3 separate regions of the Homo sapiens genome follow, and all the other regions are linked to region 1. Evidence: chromatin loops called from intact Hi-C (ENCODE). Cell type or tissue: mammary epithelial cell. All regions are shown on one strand. Links, peaks and the distances in the headings refer to the core of each region. The heading gives the core; the rest is flanking DNA. Region 1 overlaps COL4A6 (collagen type IV alpha 6 chain). Region 2 overlaps COL4A6 (collagen type IV alpha 6 chain). Region 3 holds the start of COL4A5 (collagen type IV alpha 5 chain).

Region 1 (8,196 bases), core at 1,883-6,882:
GGCTTACTATTACCTGCTGCCATCTGGGGAAAACTGGAGAACCTTGAATGACCTAATCACAAGTTTCCCTCTCCATTATGCTTCTACAGATAAGGTCCCCTAGCCGAACAACTCTCCTTATCAAATGGACCAGGTGCAATTCCTGCTTATCCTGGAATAGCAGTTTCAATTTCTTGCTGGCCTACTGGACTATTCAAACAAGCCAATTGCATCCACCTTCAGGAACCAGGGGCACCCTGCCCTACTGATACTACAAAGTCTGCTTTGCACAGCCTTTTCTTCTAAACTCTGTTCCCAAGTGCTATCCCTATGTGGCCCTATGTGGTGTGTGGTATCTTCCTCCCCTGAGCTGTGAGTATATGTGACTAATAAATTGCTGTCAACTTCATCTGCCCAGTGTCAGGTGTCATATCTTTAGTCATCCCCATGATCCTAGTGAGGGAATCGTTCCCTCACCAACAGGGCGAATAGAAGGTGATTAAAGTAGGCAGGGAACATAAACTGAGCTGCTGAACAGTCAGCCTGCCACCATGACATTATCACTCTCGTTTCTTGCAGCTCTTTCCCTATATTTGTGGCCTAGATTGCTTCTAAGCACTCTGACCCCTTTCTTCCCTGTATCCTTGCTTGGATTCCTGATCTGTGCTGCCCAGGTGATTGGACTTCCGGTCCATGTACAGTTCAAACCCACCTGACTTCTTACCACAGTGAGCCCACTTGTTTAGCAAGCAGCTAATACATTTACTTTATGGTGTGCTTGCTATGGGAGTCCTTCCAGAAGTGGGCTGATCCATTGGCAGGCCATCACCCATCCCATCTCTTATTAAAATATGCAGCCTGGGTGGGGCATGGTGGCCCATGCCTGTAATCCCAGCACTTTGGGAGGCTGAGACTGGTGGATCAGGAGTTTGAGGCCAGCCTGGCCAACATGGTGAAACTCCATCTCTACTAAAAATACAAAAATTAGCTGGTGGCAGGCACCTGTAATCCCAGCTACTTGGAAGGTGGAGGCAGGAGAATCATTTGAACCCAAGAAGCAGAGGTTGCAGTGAGCCGAGATCACGCCATTGTACTCCAGCCTGGGCAACAGGGCGAGACTCTGTCTCAAAAAAAAAAATGCAGAAATGCAGCCTGGCACCAAACTACTCAGGAATGACATCATAAATGAGCAGAACTGGGATGGAGAACTTCTGATCTTTACATTTGTGGCCCATGCATCAAAGAGAAATCAAGCTTTGCTGGTCTTACCTTATCTCCTTTTGGTCCATAAGGTCCCAGAAGGCCTGGGAAACCCCTTTCTCCTTTCAATCCCGATAAACCAGTAGAGCCAGTGAATCCTTGAGGACCTGTTGGGCCTTGAATTCCAATTGGTCCAGGTCGTCCCTAAGGTGGACAGAAGGAGTGCAATTAGTCAATAGAGGACTTAGCATTAATACTTCTCATTTTCCCACGCACAAAGAGCACTGTCATAACTTCACTGAATAATTTTGGCTAAGAGATCTGTGAGGCACGCCAAAGTTCCAGACACGGATCAGAAAAGGCTATTTTAGGGATTGCTAAGCTTATTTGGATAGAACACATTTTATAAGCACATTTAATAAGATTCATGTGCACCAAGATCCTTCAACTTTGTACTTCTTAGGAAATCAGTTATTCAGGATGGATAATATTGTCCTCTTCCTAGTTAATGCCAGGCCATCCATCAGATTGTCAAAATAGTGAAAGAACAGAGCGCTGGAGAGCATCATGACATTTTATAACTCACGTCCAAATGGCCAACCATGTGCTTGCAGTGAAATCCAGAAATGGCTGTGGCTAAAGAACATTGCCCCAGGGGGCCAGAGTGGGCCCAGAAACCTACAGGCTGACAAACCTGCAAGAGCTCATCTTCGTTGGCAGATCCCAGGACTCCATCACTGCACCTAGTAGCAGACATTCACAGGGAAAACACACATACACATGCACATATACACACATGAATTGCTTATTTGTTCTTTCTTCCTATCCCTCTCTCCTCTCCTCTCCAATCTGTAAAGTGTTGAATGTGTAAAATACAAGAAGCCTAAGAATATCTATTAAGTATCAATTATGATAGCAAGAGGGAACAGCCTGAGGATTTTAAATGCCCTGCTTATAAAATGTCTGTAACAATTAAGTCTGAGAGTTCAGGCTGACATTTTAAAGTGGACTCAGACTGAGTATTAACCCTAGTGGGTGCAACACAGGCAGGCTGGTCTATCATTTAGAACAAATCCCAGTAGGGACTGAATTTTCTTGGCAGAAAAATGAAAACCATTAGTAATATGCATTACCTCTCAGAGAGCACAACACCGTATCAGGTAGAAAGTCCATTTTCATAAATGCTTCCCATCTCCACCTCTTGGCCCCTTTACTGACTGTCCATCATTTCCTACAAATCTGTGAAAAACTTTGAAAAGAAGCCCATTAAGCATGCCCTTTACTGTTCACCTTCAAGGCTTACTTTTTAAAAGGCTGAAAATGGGACAGATGCCTTATGCTGTGGCTACAGTTAAGTACTGGAGATGCAAGTGGCCACCAGCTGTGATGATCCTTTGGAGTATAATTTTGAGTGTCAATCAGGCCCACGAAGACCTACGACCCTTGCAAGGAAGTAAAAGATGCTCTGTCCAAGGAAATGCAGTTCTCTTGGGCACCACCTACCACTTAACCTTTTCCAATACCCAACATGTGGCCTACAAAAAATGATAGGTTGCAAACTGTTTAACAGGCTTCATTCTGGGAATGATGGGGGTGGAGTAAACTTTCAATTTTTAGGCTCCTACCTCCCATTGTTGGAACTTTGTTTACAGTGGTTCTGTTATTTATTATTATTGGGATTTTCACAAAATCAATAAATATGTGTGTATATATGTATATGTGTGTATAATGCATATTAATAATATAAAAAGAGCAGTACTTAAAAAATAGTGCTGGGGTGCTGTTGACAATGAGTAGGAGGTCGAAAGCATGGGCCTACATCAATGATAGACTGGATAAAGAAAATGTGGCACATATACACCATGGAATACTATGCAGCTATAAGAAAAATGAGTTCACATCCTTTGCAGGGACATGGATGAAGCTGGAAACCATCATTCTCAGAAAACTAACACAGGAACAGAAAACCAAACGCTGCATGTTCTCACTCATACGTGGGAGTTGAACAATGACAACATATGGGCACAGGGAGGGGAACATCACACATGCGGGCCTGTTGAGGGGTGGTGGGCAAGGGGAGGGATAGCACTGGGAGAAATACCTAATGTAAATGACGGGTTAATGGGTGCAGCAAACCACCATGGCATATGTATACCTGTGTAACAAACCTGCACGTTCTGCACATGTATCCTAGAACTTGAAGTATAATTTTTTTAAAAAAAGAAAGAAAATGTGGGCCTAGGTTTCAAGACTAATGCATACAAAATCACAGCAAACAGTACAAATTTGGAACAGAGCCTAAGTGCTGTGGGAACATGAAAAAAGAGTTGGCAATGGAGGGTTTGTGGAAGGCTTACATTTTGCCCATGGCTGGGGGAAGTCATGGGCCGCACTGGAAAGGTTGATTGGAAAGGTTCCAGCTGAAGCGGGCCTGGAAAGCACCGCAGAAAAGTCGAAGTCGTGATGTGGCAGGACACAGGGAACCCTCAGAGGTTTGGGAACAGGGGAGAGTTGGGAGAAGAGCGGTCTTTCAGGGCTGAAAGTCATCAAGAAGCATTCAGGATAACATGTGTATGTCAGAATGAGGCCAGGGCTGCCTGCCTGAGGCTGGGACAAGGGAGGCAGATAAGAAGCAGCTGTTGAGGAGGAGGGAGCTGCTTGATGGGAGAATGGAGGGCAGGATGGGCTTGCAGAGGCCATGTTATTACTAGCAGAGAGGATCCAGTCAGGGCACTGAATGCTTGACCCAAATCCAAGCCCTGACAAAAGTTTTCCCACATCAAGGGAAGGAAGGGGAAGAGGACAGTAAATCACTGAACAGCTACTGAGAGAGCAGGTTGTGATGTGGCCCAGTCCCATCCTGCTCACACCATTAGAGAGAAGAGTCCCAGCAGCACCCAGCATAGGCACAGGGACTGGCACCCTCTACCTCTGGTCTCTTACCTTTGCAAGCACATGCTTATCAGCAAGGGTAAGCAAGGAGACTTAGGAGGTAGGCAACTCGAGGGCTGGGCCTAACTGGAACTCTGATTCCATGTAGAAAAGACAGGGTCCCACAGCCTGCTTCCTTTCTCCTGGCTTGGTGGGCATGCAGAATTTCTTGACCCCTGTGTTCCAACAAGAGAGCTGAAAGGAACTCTCCTAAAGAACTCACATATATTTTTTAAATTCTAATTCTTTTTCCAAATAGAAGTTTGAAAAGGCACCCCCTAGAGGAACATGCACTTCTGGACTGGCCCCAGGTTCCAGCTTGGGTTGGCGGGCGTGCCAGCAGCTCAGTTTGAAACCTCTCACATTGAATCAAGGGCCAGAAGCAGGGCCTGTGGGAAGTTTCTAGGCTTCTGCTCATCCAGAACTGTCCCCTCAGCATGGTGTGAGGCTCTTATGGAGCCTGCAGTCATAGGATATGAGACAAAAAGCCTTCCCATCCATGGATGTCCTTTCATACACTGGCACAGAACACCGGGAACAAATGAAGGTGACTGAGAAAAAAAAGAGGCAGACCCATTTCTTCTGCGGGTTGTTTTGTCATCCAGATACGCTTACTTTGTGCTTATAGCTGTATGATCTTTTTTCCTCATCTCTAATGCACAGGATTTCTGCCTCATTACCCATACAGCTAAAGCTTAATATTAACTAAATCAGTGGTGAATTCCTTTCCTTTCCCACCCCGACACTATCAGCGACATTTTTCATAATGGCCAGCAGAGGTCAGTGTGAGAACATAGAGACTACAGATAAGCAGGTGGGTAGGTGGGCCTCTCCCTCTACAGAGAAAAAGAAATCAAACCAGTGTCAGAGAAGTCACAGAATGTTCGAGCAGGAAAGGCCCTTAGAGACCATTCAATCCGGGCTTTATTTTATACATGGGGCGGGGGGCGGGGGGAAGGGGGAAGGCCGAGAGAAGAGGAAGGACTTGTTTAGGTCACGTAGCTAGTAGGAACGGCATGGAACTAAACAGACCACCTGCTGCCAGTATGTGGCTGTTTCCCTGTTTGCCAGTGGCAGATGTCTTAGGGGGTCCTTGAGGCTGCCCCTCCACTACCCTGGGCCCGCCCCTGGGACTGTCCCCATCAGTAGGCTGCAGCAGCCAGATGCTCACACATTATTTCTTTTTTCCTAACCCTGATCATTTCACAGAACCAATCTGAAACACCATCACTGTTTGGACAGCTAGCAGAATTTCAATGGGCTTGGACTAATGCCCTGTTCTGATACATGTCATTTATTTTGGCAAATAGACCCAGACAGGGCAGAAGGAACTCCTCCAAGTCTTTCCAATGAGCTCTCCTGCTTCCATCTGCTCAGGATTTTAAATATGCACATCAGGGTCTAATTCTCAAGGGAATGAGTTGGGACTTGTGCTTAAGGCCAGGAACCGCAGGTCTGCAACCACAGCCCAGGCTGGCTGCCTCCTGCCAACCACAGTGAGTTGGGATCAGTGTGAAGTTTAAGGTGGCCTCTGATCAGACCCAGATAACTAGGGTAAAAGACCCAGAAATGGGGCTGCCTATAAAGTAGTAGACATATGTAGATATATCATCGAAGAATCTTAAAAGCATATGCCTCACACTAGACAGGACGGTGAAACTGGTGGAGGGGGCTGACTTTTCATAACTTAGTCCCTTTCTGCCTTTTTATACCTCCGTTAAGGTTCCAGTGTTCTTCTCCCATAAAATTAACATTTGTTCCTGAGGAAGAATCTGAAACTCATTCCCACTGAGGCGTTAATGACTGACAACTTAGAGCTTTGCTTTTCCCAGAGGGATTTGTAAAGCAAAGCATTAAGCTAGGGGATGCAAATGGTATTTATGAAGCAGGGAAGGGAGAAGGGTGTGCACAGGCCTTCCTAAGGATCCAGTTGTATTGTAGAAGGTGATGCAGTGCTGTTAGGTACACTTTAAATGAAGTCTCCTTACTGCCAATTAAGTTATGTGACCTTGGGCAAGGGATATAACCATCTTGAGTATCAAGGGCTGAAGTGTAATAATAGCTCTTACGTTGGATTATTGTCAGCATTTAAATGAGTTAATACATATAAAACACCTGGCAGATAGAATGAAAGCATTAGTTCCCTTTTTCCTTTAGGCATCATTTATGGCAAAATGGAGAGTTTAGGATTGGGCACCAATGCTCCTTCTCTTAAGTTTCAGTTGGAGATGCACAGACATCATTGAGCGACCCTCTTTGGGGGCAGAGATGTGTGCTTGGGAATAGATGAGCATGTATGCCAGTACCCCACATCTGTGAGAGCATTTCTCCTTTTACATAGCAATGGTGTCCTGGTTCTCCTTGGTACTTGGCTTCTCAGTGTTTATTTTTCCTCCTGAAGGGCTTTAATCTACATACTAATGACTCCCAAACCTGAACCTCCAGCCCAGATTTCTCTTCTGATTGTGCCAGATCCTTATAGTCAATGACGTATAAGAGATCTATTCAAATAAATATTCCAACTCAAACCCAACATGCCCCAAACTGAACCACATTGGCTTCTCCTCAACCCCATTCTCCAAACCAGCTCCCTTTTTCTGAGTTAACTCAGTAAATGGCACCATTCATAAAGTTGATGAAGCCAGAAACTCAGGGGTCCTCCATGACCCTTCCATTCCCTCATCTCCCACATCCGATCCATTAGCAAGGACTGTGAATTCTACCTCCAAAATCTAACTGAAACCTGTTCATTGATCTCTAGCCCCATGGTCTTAGTTCAAGTCTTTCTCATCTCTCGCCTGGAGTGTTGCCACAGTCTGCCAAATGGTCTGTGACCTCCAATCTTGCGTTACTCTCTCCTAACCTCCTACTCCAGGGCCTTTTTATGTGCTTTTGTATATGGCTCTGCTCTCCTGGCTACCACTTCTGTATCTTTTGGGCTCTAACCAAGATATCAGCTTCTCCAGGGAGCTTTCTATGATTACCCCCACCCAATGTGTGGGCTAGGTTGCCTGTTTATGTGTCTATACCTCCCAACAGACTGAACTCCTTGAGGACAGGGCTTATGTCTTACTCTTTACTGAATCACCTGTGCTCAGCACTATGCCTGGTACACAGTGGGCATCAGTAAATGTTTGCTGAGTGGAGAAATGATTGAGAAATGACTGAGAAGCCAGTGGCCCAGGTACAGCAGTATCTTGTTTGGAAGTCTAAATAGTGTTGAGGAAAAAGTCAAACTCTGTAAAATATTTGAAGAGATTTATTCTGAGCCAAATATGAGTGACTAATGGCCCATGAAACAGCCCTTGGGAGATCCTGAGAACATGTGGCCAAGGTGGTCAGGCCACAACTTGGTTTTGTACATTTTAGGGAGACATGAGATATCAATCAACACATGTAAGATGTACATTGGTTCAGTCTGGAAAGCTGGGACAACTGGAAGCCTGGGGCAGGGTGGGGGGGCTTTCAAGTCATAGGTGGAATCAAAGATTTTCTGATTACCAATTTGTCGAAAGAGTTATTATCAATAGAAGAGAATGTCTGGGTTATAATAAGGGGTTGTGGAAACCAAGGATATATCATAATAGATGAAGCCACCAGGTAGCAGGCTTCGGAGAGAATAGATGGTAAATGTTTCTTCTCAGACGTAAAGAGTCTGTTCTATCAGTAACTCCAAAAGGGAGGAGAGTATAATGAGGCATGTCTGGTTCCTTGTTCCTAACATGGACTGAACTAGTTTTCCAGGTTAGCTTTGGAAAGCCCCTAGCCAAGAGGACGGATCCATTCAGATGGTTGGGGGGACCTTAGAATTTTAACTTTAATTTATGATAGTTGCAATAGAGTGCAATCAGGAAACATCTGATCACAGAATCACTGAAAAGAAAGCTGCATAAGACTCAGGAATTGATCCAGTTCAGGATGGAGAAGTTGAAGGGCAGAAAGAGAATGGGACTTACCCAAGTTCATACAACATCCACTGTAGACTTTTAAAACAATACCTTTTAGAGCCTTTGAAAACAGAAATGGTCTACATCTAATGTAGTTTCTGGGCATTCTTTGTTCTCTGAGATCTCTGAGTGAAATGGC
Region 2 (8,196 bases), core at 1,245-6,244, 170 kb after region 1:
AGCAAGTCTGGTGCAATTCTGGAAATGTTCTATATCTTGATCTAGGTGGTTTTATATATTAAGCAGAAGAGTTAAGTTTTTTTTTTATATTTCATTGAATGTATATTATTACTCAATAAAAATTAATAATAAAAATAATCCATATGAATACAGGTTCTGAGATTCTATGTTGCCATATACCACTTTCTCTAGGATGGTATACTTACATAGTATTCAGTGAAGTTTGTTTTTATATTAATGTCATCACCATTCCACTCCACCCCAACCAATTTACTATTGCTTGTCTTTGTCACTCAATGCACTACTGAAAGATCAAGGGCAAGAGTACCTTTTCCTAGCAAAGTTTATAAAGCTCTTCATCAAAAGCTAAACATGTGTTACTGTGTGATCTTCCACATGCTACCTCTGGAGCATCAGATTCTGACTCACAGTTGAAAGTTGAAATAACTTATCAGTTTGAGGGTTTATAGGGCTATTCTCTATGACAGCAGATCCTGTGTATACCGTGAAATGTGCCCCATCAGCCAAAGGAACTTTCTTTAGGTGAGAAGAAAAATCTCCACAGATAATATTTATCAATCTCAAAAGAAAAGAACTATAAGCAAAAATTACAATGAGTTGATGCAATAACTGCAGGTATCTCATGTTTTTCCTTAACCCAATATCTAGAAAACATTACAGCTTATAAAATATAAATGATTTGACTTTGGTTTATCCTGTCAGTCTTATTAAGCAGGAGAATCAACTTCCCATGTTTCCTTAACTTTTCTATGTGCCCTGAATTATAGTTTATATTTGCCTTTACAGTTTGCATGGCAATGTGAACAAATGTACTATGATTGTCCCTGTGGATGTTTTGCATTTTCTGAAACTAACTTCTGTCCCAAGGGTCTCTCACAAAGATAGTAAAAAATACATCTAACTAGCTTTCCCAAAGGGCTTCATAATAAGAGGGGCTGACGTCATTTTCTCTCCCAGTTAACCACCTTGTAGTTTTATGACGAATCAGAACAAGCATGATTTTTGTTCTTCATATACCTCATTTAAACATGGCTGATCCAGGACCGCTTTAAACAGCATTAAACTGTTCACTTTGGACATTCTACAGCCAATTTCTTTTTTGTGTTTAAGTGTTTTAAAATGTTAATTCTCTCTCCTTTTTCACGGTACCCTCCCTAAACTCTGGGAAATAAAACATATTAATAAATAATAACAAATAAAATTAGTAAATAAAAATAAGTTATTAAATAAAATAATTATATAGAATTATTAATTCTCTTTACCACACTGTCAACTGTCTGCAGAGTGGACAGAGTGGAAGTTGGGTAAAATCTGTTTTCCTCAGGTATGTGAGAGCACTAGCCTGTACCTGTGTCTCTTGCTGTTCACACATTCCTCTGTTGTGGAATTCAGGTCAGAAACTCCGTATCCCCCACCTCCACTCCTCCTCCTACTCTTTCCACCCTCCCTTTTCAAGGCCTCCCAAGAATGAATTCACAACCTTGGAATGAAGAAGGTGAACGAAACCTTTTCTTTTCTCATCTTAGTGTCTGTGCGCTGGTCTGGGTTTTCCCAAATTGAGTGAATTCATCAAATGTGTCGGGACAGAGGTGCTCTCTCTCATTAAGTGTACTCCAGCACAAAGGCATTTCTGTTATCTAAAGTCTAGGTCCAGTGCCTGAACTTCTGGTTGGATACCTATAGAAGCTCTGTTAACTCTTTCAGAACAGAAAGGTATGATGCAGCACTACCTGCCAGTGCTAAATAATCATTCCACAGGCTGTTGGGGAGATAACACTTCCAATTCAAAAGTAACGCAAGTCATGATGCACCTAAGATTTATAAAATGATGTCATTCAGAAGGTGAGTCACAGGAAGAGAGTTCATTCAGTGCTGACTGTGAAGTCAGGGAAGACAATCAATGTAATTTGACATGAGCTCCCTTTCTCTGCCTGTTCGATTTCTATGTCTCTTTCAAGGCCTAGCTCAAAGTTTCACCTGACCCAGGAAGGCTTCCCTGACCACCAAGGCAAATGCTGACCTCTCTTTCTCCTTTGATCACTTAGCACTTGCAAATGACATTTATCTCAAAATTATTTCTATTTGTAATGACTTTCTATTCATGTATATGGTGCCTCTCCATGCAGGTTACAACATTATTGAGAACAGAAACCTTGTCTTACACATCGTATCTTCCACAAATTCAGTTATACACACAGTAGATTGGGACTCTTCAACCAAGAAGATTTTCTCTCCTTCACTAAGCCAGGCCCTAAGTATTCTTCAAGATCCATTATAAATAAGCATATAATCTACATAAGAACAGTATGTTTGTTAATGTAAATGCAGTTTCAGGACAAGTCCCTCAACCCTTCCTTCTACTCAGATTGCTATACCCTAAGCCTATTCTACATAGAAATTATGAATTAGCTATGATGGTGATGATCTGTTCTTTGAGGCCTTCCTCATCCTCTCCAAAAGTGGGTTACTCACTTAACAATCAACAATTGTTAATGTCTTTATCATTTATTGCTTAAATATAGTCAGGCGTGCACTTTTGTTTATCTCTTTTTATGTCTTGTTTCTCAAACTAGTCATTAAATTACTAGGTGATTTAGACCAGCACATTCTATTTCTTTTTCATCTGCCACAGCCCTTGAATGCTGTATGCATTCAAGTAAGCAATAAAAACATGACATTCAATTAATGGAAGATATTCAGGACAACAAAAATATTAGGCAAAAAGAACAAGCAGAGAGGAGCCATCTAACTCCCTGAAAAAAAAAAAAACACATATGGAGAAGTAGGTATACTGATGTAATCATATCACAAAGACATTGTATGGAACTGATGCTCATTTGCAGTTTTTACTGATTAGTTAGATCAGTCTCTGCCTACACATGTAGGTCCTTGCTGTAGTGTTGTCCACCCTCAGTGCAAACACATCTTTCTATAGCTGATACCAAGCAAAGGAATTCCATTGAAGTCTGGTAGAAACTACCAATTAGACAAAAATGTACCTTTTTGAAAAGGCTAATTAGCTGACATTGTGGTTCAAAATGGCCAAGCAGATACTGAAGCACAAAATGGTTAAGCAGATACTTACTGAGTTCTTTTTACACTCAAGACCCCGTGTTAGACGATGTGAGAGTTTAGTCCACAAAACAGCTGACTATTCTTAAAATTATTGTTAAAGAGTAAAACACAAAGCCGTGAGCAATATATGTTAAAATAGTTAAAGCTCATTTGGTAGGTCAAAAAGTACTCGCCCCACCCTACCCTCACGGCAAGAACTGACTAATGATGAATCAATCTTCGCAAATCCTTGGCACTGCCCATCTATTTTAGGCATTATCAGATTCTGATTCTGAGTCACTTTACTTTTGCAATTACTTCTGCAAATTCCCCCTCATTTTATGTAAAGAATCAAACTCAGAAATCTTAGATCTGGGAAAGCCTAAAAGGTTGTCCATGGTTCTGTACCTTTTAAAATTTATGTGTGTCTGTGTGTTTTGGACATCTTCTCAGAACAATTCCTTAAATGCATAAACTAAACACATAACAGTGATTCCTACTAATTAAAGTTCAAGAACATACAGAACTGATCTATGGTGTCAGAAGTCAGGATGTGTTAGGTTCTATATTCTGTAGTGGTGGTAACATTCTTGTTCCTTGTTCTGGGTGGTAGTTATACAGTTCTATTCATCATGCAAAAATTCACTTATGATTCGTGCACTTTTCTAGATGGATGTTCTACTTCAATGAAAAAATTCAAAACTAAAATAGGACCTATAGGATTACCAAAAAAGTAGGTTACATTGAAATATAGTTCTATCCACAGACCGTTAAGGGATCGCCTTCCTTGATTAAGACCCTAGATTAAGAACCCAGAAAAAAGAGGTAGGGTGTACAGAGAGATATATGCTAGGAACTTCTCACTTCTAAGAGTTGACAATCTGAGAAAAAAAGACTGGAAAATTGCGAATTTGGAGAAACCAATAAGTATACTTGGTAAGAGTCAAACAAGAGGGAAAGACAAAAGAGAAAAGTGGCAATAAATACTTTGGCGCTAGAGTGTCAGGGCAGAATAAGCAGAAGGATGTGGAATCCATGCTGTAAGTAGAAGGCTGTGAAGTGTTTGGATAAATTGAAGGGAGAGCATCCTTTTTGTAGTATGGCCAGTCAAAGTCTTGGGAGGCATTATATCTATTTTGCTGGCCATGGTGAAGGAGGCACATAAGTAGGTAGTATGAAATAAAGCTGCTGACTACTGCTGGGTACAGAAGGGGAGGAGGAGTTGAACTTGGATTTCTCATAAATGAAAAACCATGCAAGAATTTTTAGCAAGGCAGTAATAGAGAGAATGCTGTTTTACGAACTCATTCAGTTTAATTTAACAAACACGTATGAAATGCCCACTAAGTTCAATGTACTATGTTAGATTCTGCCCTGGTTAATGGTCTCAAATAGACTCTAAGATTTTTTATTTTGTGCCTTTCATTAGTACTAGACCTATCTAATTTGTAAATTGTCCAATTACATTTACATTCTAGATTGGTATAAATTATACTGTAATTTCTTCAAAACAGCAACTCTTTAAATACTACAAATCAGGGAAAACTGGGGCAAAAAGACAATAGGATATGTTCCTATTTGGGTCAGGAACATGCCTCCAAGTTTTTAGTTGGATTGTTTCCAAGTGTACTGTTTGTGCAAGTGTTTTCCCTTCAGGCAATGTTCTTTTCAACACACAAAATGCTAGGGCTGGAAGGAAGATGAGACACCCAGGGAAAGCAGCAGATTTTAATCACCATTGAATAATCCAATGATTCATCCTAGTATATTTCATTATTAACCATTTTGAAAGTTTGATAATGCAAAGGGACTATAGAAAAGCCCATCTAAGAACATAAACCCAGATAATGCAGAAGCTTCCAAAATTCCCAGCCTACTCTGATTTTCCTACTTGTTTAACATGGAGATCACACTGAATTGTAAACTAAGTATTGTCAGTCTCACATTGAAAAAGACAGTGGAGATGGCTAATTTCAGGGAGTTTACTGTGTTCCTTTTAGTGCCTGAAAGCCATTCTATTGCTGTCATCATGACTACCAGTCAAGACATGCTTTATGATTTCTATCAGACTCTGTATTCAGACTACATGGCTGCCAATAAAACTTTTCTTTTCCGAAGGCCAGTACTGAGCCTCCTTTATTATGAGGTGAAGGTTTGTAGAGATTATTATTTGCTAGGAAAAAATGTCTTTAGACAATTCTCTAAGAAGTGATTTCTTTGCCCTCTTTACTGCTGGGCAAATATTTTGCTGTTACTACCCCCAGGAAATAGAAGTCTCTAGGTTTGTCATTTAATTCCGCTTTCTCCCTCCTTTCCTTCCCTCTCTCCTCGCTCTTTCAGAGTCTCTTAAAATAAGAGACTTCTTTACTACAATGTTAAAAACTTTGGCCATAAATCACATAAAGATGGTACTATCTCATTACTCATTTTTGCTTGTAATAGATTAAATTATCAGCATTTTAGTAGTCACACCCAGATTTTCATAGCTCACTTATTTTTGCTCTTAGCTCAAGGCTAGAGCTGCATCTCAGAGCAATGACAAAAGGAATATGCTTTCTATCTAGGGTCCAAATACAGCAGGGTGAAACTGCTGCCTCATCTCACCTGAACCCCAGAGAAAAATGCCTTTTGCAATTTACAATCTGGTTTCAGAAAATCTCTTTTCCAGCTCCCACTGTGAAAAAGGACAAAAGAAAAAGTCTTATCTTCTGTTTTTTGAAAAAGGCCCATGTATGTATGTATGTGTGTGTGTGTGTGTATGTGTATGAATGTGTATGTGTGTTTAAATATAAATGCACAGATAAAAGATAGCCTTCATTTCTTTATATAGTAATGAATTAAGCCTTTCTTTTACTCACGTTGTAAATATTTGCCCAAATGTGGCATTTGCCTACTATTTTTTCCATGAACTATTTTTGACACAAAAAATTTAGAAAGTGTTCAAAGGTATCAAGAATTTTCTTTAGCCTTTCAGGCTTTATAACATCCTTAGAATTTAGAAAGTCATTCCCTATTCCACACTTATATGAGAATATTTCTCTATGTTCTCTTGTAGAATTTTTCAAGGTTTTGTCTCTCACATTTAAGATTTTATTATACCCGATGTATATTGTGGTGTCTTGTATGCAATACAGATTTCACTTTTTCAAAATTACTGTCAACTATCTCCAAAAAAGCTGATTTGAGGTGCTACCTTCACTATTTATTAAGTTCATATATATATTTAGATATGTGTCTGAAAATAGTCATTTCTTGAGTCCTTAAAAATGTGCACATCCTTTGACATAGTAATTTTATGTGTAGTTATGTTCCCTAAGGAAAATAAGTAAGTATAAAGCCTCAGCTATAAAAGTGTTAATCACAGTATTATTTTCAAGAACTTAGGTTGAAAACAACCTAAAATGTGTAACAATATGGGAGTAAAATATAATATCTATTTAATATGATAAAATGTGGTCATTAATAGGTGATGTATAAGGCTGTTAGGGAGATTATATTAAATATATTCATGATACTGATAAATGAAAATAGGTTACGATAGCATAATATGTACAGTATGGTCACATTCCTTTACAATACAAATATATACACATACATAAAATCTATTGGAAGGATATGAACTGAAAAAGTTAAAAATTGTGGAATTATGGGTGGGTACTCTTACTTTTCTTCCTTATTCTTTTCTGCATTTTTCCATTTTTCTACAATGCAGGTATATTATTTTGTAATCAGGCAACATAAGTTTTATTTTTAACTAAAATAAAAATTTGCAGCATTTACATGTTAACAGGGAGTAACCAAACTGAAAACCAAGACCTAAAACTCACAGCTTATTGCTTTTAAAATGTTTCATCCACTATGGAGGTCAAGTGAATTGCCAGGGAGTTATCCATGTACTATTGTGGGGAAATCTCTCTACTGAGATGGGTATATTTTTCCTCCTTCAATCTATTGATATTGTAATTTGAATTTATGCATGTCTTAATGTTAAAACCACTGCTACATTCCTGAGATTAACCCAACATGTCATGATAGATTTTCCTTTTTATATCCTACTGGATTTACTTTCCTAGTATTTTGTTTAGGATTGTTACATTTATGTTCATAAAAGAAACTGGCCAGTAATTTTCCTTTCTCTTTTTGCCATTATCTTTTTTTCCCCTTAAAGTTATACTGATCTCATGGAATAAGTTGGTGGGGTACTCCTGCTTTTTCTATTCTCTGGAAAATCTGTATAAAGACTGAGATAATCTGTTTCATAAAAGATTAGTATAACTTTAACTACAGAATGCATTTCTTTAATCGTTATTCTTCTAAGAATTTGTCTATTTTATTTTAAGCAAAATTTAATGGCATAAAGTTGTTTGCAACATCCTCTTATCATATTTTCAATATCCAGAGCATATATAGTTATATCTTCTTTTTAATAGCTGATATTATTTGCGACATTTTTTCCTTGCCAGAGGTTTTTCAGTTTTATTATTCTTTTCAGAAAACCAACTTTGACTTTAATGATCCTCTCCGCTGCATGTTTGTTTTCTATTTAATTAATTTCTCCTCCTAACTTTTTCTTCAACTTTTTAGGATTTGTTCTGTTTTTCTTTTTCTAACTTCTGAAGTTGAATATCTATATCATTAATTTTTAGTCTTCATTTTCTTATTATAAGAATTGAATAACATACATTTTTCCATGTATAAATCTCATTACATGCTACAAGTTTTGATATATAGTATTTTTGTTATCATTCAATTCTAAAATTTAATTTTTATTATAATATTATGTGTGTTTTCAATGTCTAAATGCATAGGGATTTTGAAAATTATCTTTTTGTTGTTGACGTCATATGGTTAGAAAACATGTTCTAGACGTATGGATTTCTTTAAATTCTGTTGTAATTTGCTTTAGGGCCGAATACATGCTCAATTTTTATGTATGTTCCATGTCTGCTAGAGAAGAATATGTATTCTCTAACTGTTGGATATAGTGTTCTATAAACATTTACTATATCAAGCTTGTACTTAGGTTGTTCAAATATTCTATATCTTTGCTAATTTTTTATCTGCTTGAAGTATTCATAATTGAATGAGGTGTTTAAAAATCTTCCTCTAAGATAGCAGATT
Region 3 (8,196 bases), core at 361-5,360, 220 kb after region 1:
CTGGAAGTTTCCCTCCCCCAAATAACTGAGCGTCACTCCCTCGCAGGTTGCCGGTGCAGTCTAAAACTGTGGCGGAGTGATACTCAAATTCCCTTGTGCTGGTGAGGAGGGGGGCCTTGCACGGGGAAGAGAGGGAGGAAAGTAGATCTGTAGGAATTGAGTGAAGAAAAAGTTTGCAAGTCTGGACAGAAGGGAAAAGTTCTCCTGAGAGACCGGCTTTGGGGAGGGGAGGGGGGAAGGAAGAGTAGCTCCTTCTTCTTCTTCTTTTTTTTTTCTTCCACTCTTAAAAAGCTTCTTTCTCTTCACCCAAGCCTCACTGTCCCTCTCCGGCTCTAGCTCTCTCCATATAAACCCTCAAGATTATGTCAATTGGTTAGAGCCAGCCGGGAATTTCGTGCGGGTGCTGAAGGAGCTGCGGGAGCCGGAGAAGAATGAAACTGCGTGGAGTCAGCCTGGCTGCCGGCTTGTTCTTACTGGCCCTGAGTCTTTGGGGGCAGCCTGCAGAGGCTGCGGTAAGTCCTTCCTCCCCTCCCCCGCGCCCATCACCGCTCTTTCACGCTGAAATTACCTTTTTTTTGGGGGGGGGGTCCCTTTATCTTCCTTTTGGCGTTGACTAGGGAATTCAAATTTGCTTTCTCATGTTTAGGAAGAAACGTTATTTGCAACACCGGTAACTCAAGCCTTCTGAAGTCCAACGGAGAGGTTTAAGTGCTTAAAAATAGGGCTGCTTGCTTCCCTGCAGCTAGCTCCTCCGGGGGCAAGAGCAAAGTCAGAAGTGGGGGACGCTAATTAAAGGCTCACTAGGCTGTGGTGGGTATTTAAAACTTTTCCTCCCCTCCCTCCACCGTCGGGTGTTTCCCTGCCTGGCGACTAACCTTTTCACTACTTGTACCCAGCCCACTCTTTGAATTTTGTCTGTAGTTTAATATTTTGGCTCTTCGAAAATCCAGCTTCCATCAAAGTGTTTTTAGCGCCTCAGTGAAGTTCGTCCCCTTTGCTCTTTCCTTAAGCAACAGGAACCTACCCCCACCTCAGGTCATTCAAGCCACTGACCTCCTTTTCCCTTTTGACATCCTTGTTACAAATGAAATGCTAAGGCAACATACCAAGAAGAGTGAGGTAAAGTCTCAGGCTTCAGGTCTTTTGCGTCTTTTTGTTGTTGTTGTTTTTTCTAAATTATGGGTTTTTTTGTTTGTTTACTTTTTTTTAAACCTACCAAGGCATCTGAACAAATTGAGAATTTGCCCATCACCTATTCAAAGGAAAATACTCCTTTTTCAAAGGAGAATCAGTGTTCCAGTTTAAAGGAAAGTGGGGGAGGAGGTACATGTGAAATAGCAGCAAAAAGCTCCATTCAGTTTTAGGAATGTAGAATTCAAACCTCAGTATATCTCTTAGAAGGGTATCTGGGTAGTCCCACCCACTGTCCTATTGGGGATGAGGGCCAGATGTTAAAAAAATGAATGGCTTTGTGAGAGAAAATGTTCTCCAGCCTGAAGCCCATCATCTTTAATTTCATATAACCTCTGAAGAATAAGTGTGTGACAAATTATTTAAATTTATTTGAGTGATCATTATGGATAGTTTTAAAAACTGTTTAATATGAGATCATGGCTTAGGCCTTCACATGGTTGAGTGACCGTCAATTCTTTGTAAGCAGCTGCTATGTTACAGCTCATCTGGGTCCACTTTTAAGTTAGCTGTCTAGCTTCCCTATAGCACTTAGCATGCCTCAAATCACATGTCCTCTTTCTATCCTTCTGAAGGTGTGTACCCGGTGTATGAAAACTAACTTTCATATTACTCTGAGCACAACATAATTATAATAGCAAATTTGCTGAAAAACCATGCATATCAAATATTTTTACTATGCATGCCATAATTTTCTTCCATCAAAGTAGACAAATGATTTAAAAATGCTTTTTTGATGCAGAGCATCTTAATGGGGGTAAGGTTTAGCCAGTCAATAGGGCTACAGACTTGGATAAAACTGCAATTGTGCTGTTGAAAATAGTTCATTTTAAAAACATCTTCTTGGTGCCCTCTGTTTCTGGCATTTGGCCCAGGGACAAAGATTTTGTAGATGTTTGATTAAATATATATATGTTTTTTGATGTTACTTTTAACAAATTTGCACCAGATGACAACTATACAGGTATGTATAGCAACACTACACATCAATTAATATTAAATCAATTTATGTTAACAATGAGGTTTCTTTTTATTGACAAAACTTGAGAGCAAGCTTGTTTTCTTGGATTCTTAAACTAATGAGTATTCATGAAGTCATTACAGCTCTTTCCCTTTTCCTCCTATATAATTTTTAAAGAACATTTTATATCCCCTTTTCCTATCATTAGGATATTGTGCCTCTATTAAAACCAAGGGTTTGTTTTTCCTGGTTCATACATAAATATTTTAATAGGCTCAAAAATATGAATGATATCGGCTCTGCATACTTGTGCTGGAGATATCGGTGACCATTTCTAGAGTAAAACTGGTTGGTGGTAGGGCTAGTCTTTGACTGGAGTAGTTTAGTATTGGGGTTTTTATATCAAAAAAGTGTTGCTATTTAAAGTGCTTTACTCTTTTATAGGTAAATGATTTCTTTATCTCTGAAATCATGCCAAATTGGTACATCACAAATATGTGGAAGATCTTTTTTTTAGGTAGAGCATTCATTAGGTGGAATAAAGTAACCTCTATGCCAAAAGGTTAGTAATAAGAGAAGACAGTTTTAAGTTGGAAATATAATTTTTAGTGATGGAAATAACATTTTTATGTGAAGGTAATTATACCTGTACTGATTCACTGTCAGTGGGATATGCACTTAGATTTGTGGATGTGGGTAGTATGTAAAATTATGTTAGTTTTATTTTACATAGTTAGTAAGTTGTTTTCTGTGCAGTAGATTGGATATTTTTGTCTACTTTAAACGTACTATCTTCCTTGTGACCAGCGGCACGAATTTATCAAGGGTAGGAGTGTTGTTTGTAGCCATGAAACACTTCATCCTCTATGAAGTATATTGCTCCATAGGAAAAACTTGTCATCATTGTCATCATTATTAATGTAGATAACATAATGAGTGTTTACTATGTGCCAGGCACTGTGCTAATATGATAATACATATTATCATATTTAATCTTCAGAACAGACTTATGAGACATATACCGTTATTATCCTCACTTTACAGATGAGAAAACTACAAATTACAGACGTTGAATACATTCCCAGAAATCCAGTCATGTAGGCAGTAACTTGTGAAGCTGGAAAATTTGAATCCAGGCAGTTTGACTCTAGAATCTTTGCCCTTAATGACTGTCCTATACTGCCTACTTTGTATGTGGTCTATAGAGATTTACTGGTGTGTAAAGTATTTGGATCTCTGCCACTTTTTTTGGACACAGGAGGTGAAATGGAAATGATAATGGGGGTTACATGTCTTCCTGCTGATGTTAGGAGAAGCAGCATGGTGTAATGGAAATAGCTTTGGGCCTAGAATAAAAAGATCAGAGTTTGACCTCTGTATCTGTATCTAGAGTGAGATTATTTAAAAGCAATCTAAAAGCAAATGCTGTTGAAGGTTTTATGATTTTATGTAATCACAATATGTAAACATTTCAACTTATATAACTACTATAATTTGTGACAGATGATTTGTTTTGAAGGAAGATTTGCCTTATGATTATTTAATTACTCAGTTACTGCATTAATTTTAAGTCCACCAAACTTTTCAGGAGCATGTCTATTGTGAAACAACCGGGTATGTGTGTATGGTAACACACTTTACTTAACATGCTTAATTTAGTTTTGTTCTTTTTTTGTACTAATTTGCCTACCTATCATATCCAATTTTATTCACAAACTATATAGATATATATCTTTAGTCTTATGCATATATCTATATATGTATCTGTCCCATGGCAGTGTAAGAGTTTGTATTTTTTCATGTGTTTTTATTTACCTTTTGATGTCTATACATGTAAGACATGAGACTCTTTACATCCCTGAAAGCTTGGTTAAGATGGTGTCTGCTAGGTTTATTCACTATAAAGTCACTATTTTTTCTTTTGTAATTACAAAGTGAGACTATGCAGGGCAATATTGTGAGACAATGTAAATATCCTGTTTCTCATCATATATTTGCCCACTAATTTTAGCATATGTTGATGATTCTGGCTTGAATAAATTATTGTTGTGACATTTGCCAGACATTGATTTCAATTTTCAACATTTTTACATTTATTAATTGATTGAATTATACTGTAATAAAAAACTTTCTCTTTACGCTTAATGTATATATTTATTCAGCTGTTTATAGCAGTATGGACTTAATGAATATTTGTTTTATTCTATAGGTTATAATGAATTATGCTCTTACTACTTTTTGTTTTTGCTGAAACCCAGATTTGGCCAACAGGAGCCCCTTCAAATTGGCTCCTGTGTCCTTTCAACATGTCTCCATCATTTTTTAAGCACCCTCTTACTTTCTGGCACCACAGATGTTCCAGACTCTTTTTTTTTTCTTTTTTTTTTTGAGATGGAGTCTTGCTCTGTCACCCAGGCTAGAGTGCAGTGGCGCGATGATCTCGGCTCACTGCAAGCTCTGCCTCCCGGGTTCACACCATTCTCCTGCCTCAGCCTCCCAAGTAGCTGGGACTACAGGTGCCAGCCACCATGCCGGGCTAATTTTTTGCATTTTTAGTAGAGACGGGGTTTCACCATGTTAGCCAGGATGGTCTCGAACTCCTGACCTCGTGATCCACCCGCCTTGGCCTCCCAAAGTGCTGGGATTACAGGCGTGAGCCACCGCACCTGGCCTCCAGACTCATTTTTTAATTTCCTTGCCCCAACTCTGGAATCAGAATCTTTTCTCCAAGGAGCTCTGATTCTTTTTATTGGAGAATGGTATGTAGAAGCCAAGATCTGGGTGCTTGGCATGCTTATTGCTACTGAGGTGTCATTGCCTCTAGGCCCTCTCAGCAGGCAGAACTAGGAAATATATGTATATATGCACACATACCTGTTTCTATATCGATTTCTTGAAGTCCCTCTTTATATATGTCAAAATCATGGATTCATAATGATACATCTGATTCCAGTCCAAGACCCTAGAATAAATATACATGATCTCATTCTCTTCTGGTATTTCTCTTCACACGTTTTGTGGACTTTGTAGAGGTCTTATACAGAGTCTTCAAGAGGTTGGCCTCTGAAGTCAGACATGGAATCTGACTGGTAGATGTGTAACTTTCAGCAAAATAGTAATCTTTGAGACTTAATTTCCTCATTGGCAAAAGGAAGGCCGTAGCACCTATCTCACATATTTTTTTTTTTAGGATGAAATGAGAAAAGTTATGTAAAACATATAGTATTTGACACCATAGTAAATGTTAAATCAATTTTAGATTTCATTATTGTCATTATATTTATTGACTTACCATTTCTTACTACATCAACTCTCAAATCTCCTGTCTGATTTTCAAGGCCTATCATGATCTTTTCCCTTATCCAACCTTATTTTTCATTACAGTTTATAATATACTCCCTCCAGTCTAGCCTAGGTAAGCTTTCCTACAATCCCGTGAGCACTGCATACACATTTTGGCCCTCCATCTTGATTAGAATTTTGTGGATTCAAGTCTTTGCTCAATTCCAGCAAATGTTTACATTTATTCAGCAGATATTTATTCAGCAACTTCTAAGTACTCAAAAATTCTATTTATGCTGTTCTATTTCTATTCATGGAGGTGTACTGCCTACAAAATCATTTTGTGCTAGACACTATGGCTAAAACCAAATAAAGACAAGGTTCTTCCCTTCATGGTGTTTACATACTGGTGAGAATAGCTAAATAGTCCTGTGAAACTTTCCCTTATTATAGTATCAAATACTGATTGTACCTTTCTTTGAACATTTGTAATATTTAGCCTCTCCCAGTTTCGTATCTGCATGTATTTGGTCTTATAGGCATTTTGTTTTATGACATTTTATCTGTTCTTTTTATTTGATTAAAGTCCCTTTTGAAGCAATAACTATATATTTGTTCATTCAACCAATTCATATGTTGATTTTATATGGTAACAAAAGTAACAGCTGCTCAATGTTGGAAACTTGAAAAACATAAAGAAAATAAAAATATGTCCACAGTTCTACCAGCAGGCCAGAACTGTGCTGGCTGAGCACAGAATAATGGTGTGTGTTTTGATTATTGTTGTTTTTACTATTTTCTTTCCTATATATATAATATGTTTTTAAAAATAAATTTGGCATAGAACAATGACTTGTAAGAGTACAATTTTTGAATTGTAAATGATATGTTAAGGTTTGGATGTGAATCACGAAACTCTAAGCACAATTCATGTTTCAATTGCTATGGTAAAGTTTTCATTTCATGAAGATACTGAATTTTTAAAATACTAAAAAACCTGATTAAATAAACACTAGCTAATAACTAAAAAAAAAGTTGGTTAAAATAAAAAAGTAAGTTGGGCTTATTCTACATATAGTTTTATTTCTTACTGTTTGATCACTTATCAAGCAGTTTCCCATGTTAACATTCTTAGTTTTAAAACGTTATTTTAAAATGATTACATACAACTTGTATTTATACACACTCCAATTTATTTACCTGTTCACTTTTGTAGAGTATATTTTAAAATGTCAAGATTTGTTAGCCATCGTAAGAAGTGCTGCCATGAACATTTCTTATTCCATATTTTTATTATTTTATTGCTACAGCCGCCTTCATGGGGAATTAGTGGGTTAAACGCTATAAGTATTTTTCAAGTCTTTGATACATACAGTAGACCCTGATATTTAAAAAGGCTATATCAACAGAGAAATTATGGTAACTTTTTTAGTGGTTACTATGTTATATCCTGTTAGGTAGCTAATGTTATTTCCACTTTTATATACAAGGAATCAGAAGCCCACATTGGTTAAATAACTTGCCAAAGGTCGTGCAGTTGATACATGATTGGGCCAAGATTTAAACCAAGGCTCTAGAACCTGCTCATGAGATTCTCCTCAATCCCTATTTCATACATGGTAGATAATAGAGAAAAGTAAAGTCATGATGAAAAGTTGAATAATTCTCATTGCCCTTTCTGTAAACCCTTCTGTGACTGGTCACTTAAGATGATTCTGAAGAAAGACTCTCCATTGGCTCATCTTTTAATAAGTCTTTACCATAACTGCCTAGGCCGTTCATCCTTAAGGGCTTAAATTTTAATTTTGTGCACAATATATCCTCCTACTTTTCTCCCCTGGGCAGAAGGTGGAGCTTGCCCTCCACAAATACCTCTCCTACTGATCTCTTCCCAGCTATAACAGTGGTATAACATACTCAAATTCATTGACATTCTCCCTCCCCCAGAAGAGTTTTGTGCATATGCATCTGAAATGAGAGCCCCTTCTGACCACTTTCCCCACCCCTCTCACCAGCCCCTGCACTGTAGCTGTCTTTCAGGCTTACACTTAAATGGCTGTGTCTTTACCTAGTATTGTCCCTAGCTTTCATCTCTCCCTTAGTGATACTCAGAAACTTCCCTTCATTAATTCTTAATCTTTTTTTTCCACTTTGGGGAGATAATATCACAGCCTCAATTCCCTCTTTTTAGAAAATTAAACTGGTTAGTACATACGGAATGTGAGGTCCCCCATCCATTTTGTACCACTCCCAATTTGTAACATACTCACTTTACCTTCTCCTCACATTTCCTCAGTAGCCAAATGACATCATTGCCTGTTTGCCAGCCCTATAGCTTGCGCAATTGAAATTTATTTCTCTGCAAAGTCACAAACTGTTATGCATTGTGGTTTTTCCAGGTGGCATTTGAATAGCTGAACTTTAAGCTCCTGAGTGATAGGGATCTGCTCTTGCCAAATTACTTTCCAGAATGGTTTTACCAATTATACTCCTATCAGTAGTGTATAAGAGTGCCTGTGAGACAGACTTAATTTTTCTTTCCTATCTACTACAGTGACTATGGAATTGATGCTCAATTGATTGCCAGTTGGTTGGCTGATTTGGTCTTAGTCTCTAATGATTTTCTTTTACAAATGTAATCATTCCATCATCTCATCCCCTTGTGATGATAGCAGCTACGGAACAGAAGTAATTTTTGAAAATGTATTCTTTCTAATTAACATTATAAATGAACCACCCAGACACTTAGCTAAATCTTTATT

Evidence for each region. A loop is a pair of places that touch in the nucleus more often than their neighbours do. Peaks named below come from ENCODE experiments on the same cell type or tissue, not always from the same donor. Only the 100,000 strongest peaks of a DNase experiment are listed, where the experiment ranks them.
Region 2: a loop joins it to region 1, with 8 times the contacts of the local background. A loop is called at or near these places in 2 of 110 quality-filtered maps.
Region 3: a loop joins it to region 1, with 9 times the contacts of the local background. A loop is called at or near these places in 8 of 110 quality-filtered maps.

Annotation. Positions count from the first base shown.
Region 1 is chrX:108,219,992-108,228,187 of GRCh38, forward strand. COL4A6 (collagen type IV alpha 6 chain) reads right to left here. Exons shown (of 45, transcript NM_033641.4): 4 at 1,249-1,383. It overlaps LOC124905205 (a long non-coding RNA gene), which reads left to right. Exons shown (of 2, transcript XR_007068304.1): 2 at 90-388. Among named protein-coding and RNA genes, the nearest start is that of ATG4A, 130 kb to the left of the region's middle. In mammary epithelial cell, for the core only: a CTCF peak has its summit at 4,888 (motif pointing right); a DNase peak (open chromatin) is centred at 5,540; H3K27ac peaks cover 248 bases; H3K27me3 peaks cover 131 bases.
Region 2 is chrX:108,394,867-108,403,062 of GRCh38, forward strand. The region is part of intron 2 of COL4A6 (collagen type IV alpha 6 chain); the gene reads right to left. Among named protein-coding and RNA genes, the nearest start is that of COL4A6, 39 kb to the right of the region's middle. In mammary epithelial cell, for the core only: no CTCF peak of the experiment used is centred there; DNase peaks (open chromatin) are centred at 1,535, 1,755, 3,305, 4,745 and 1 weaker place; H3K4me3 peaks cover 706 bases; H3K27ac peaks cover 5,000 bases.
Region 3 is chrX:108,439,695-108,447,890 of GRCh38, forward strand. COL4A5 (collagen type IV alpha 5 chain) reads left to right here and starts at 144. Exons shown (of 53, transcript NM_033380.3): 1 at 144-512. The coding sequence starts at 432. In mammary epithelial cell, for the core only: no CTCF peak of the experiment used is centred there; no DNase peak of the experiment used is centred there; H3K4me3 peaks cover 3,702 bases; H3K27ac peaks cover 3,074 bases; H3K27me3 peaks cover 473 bases.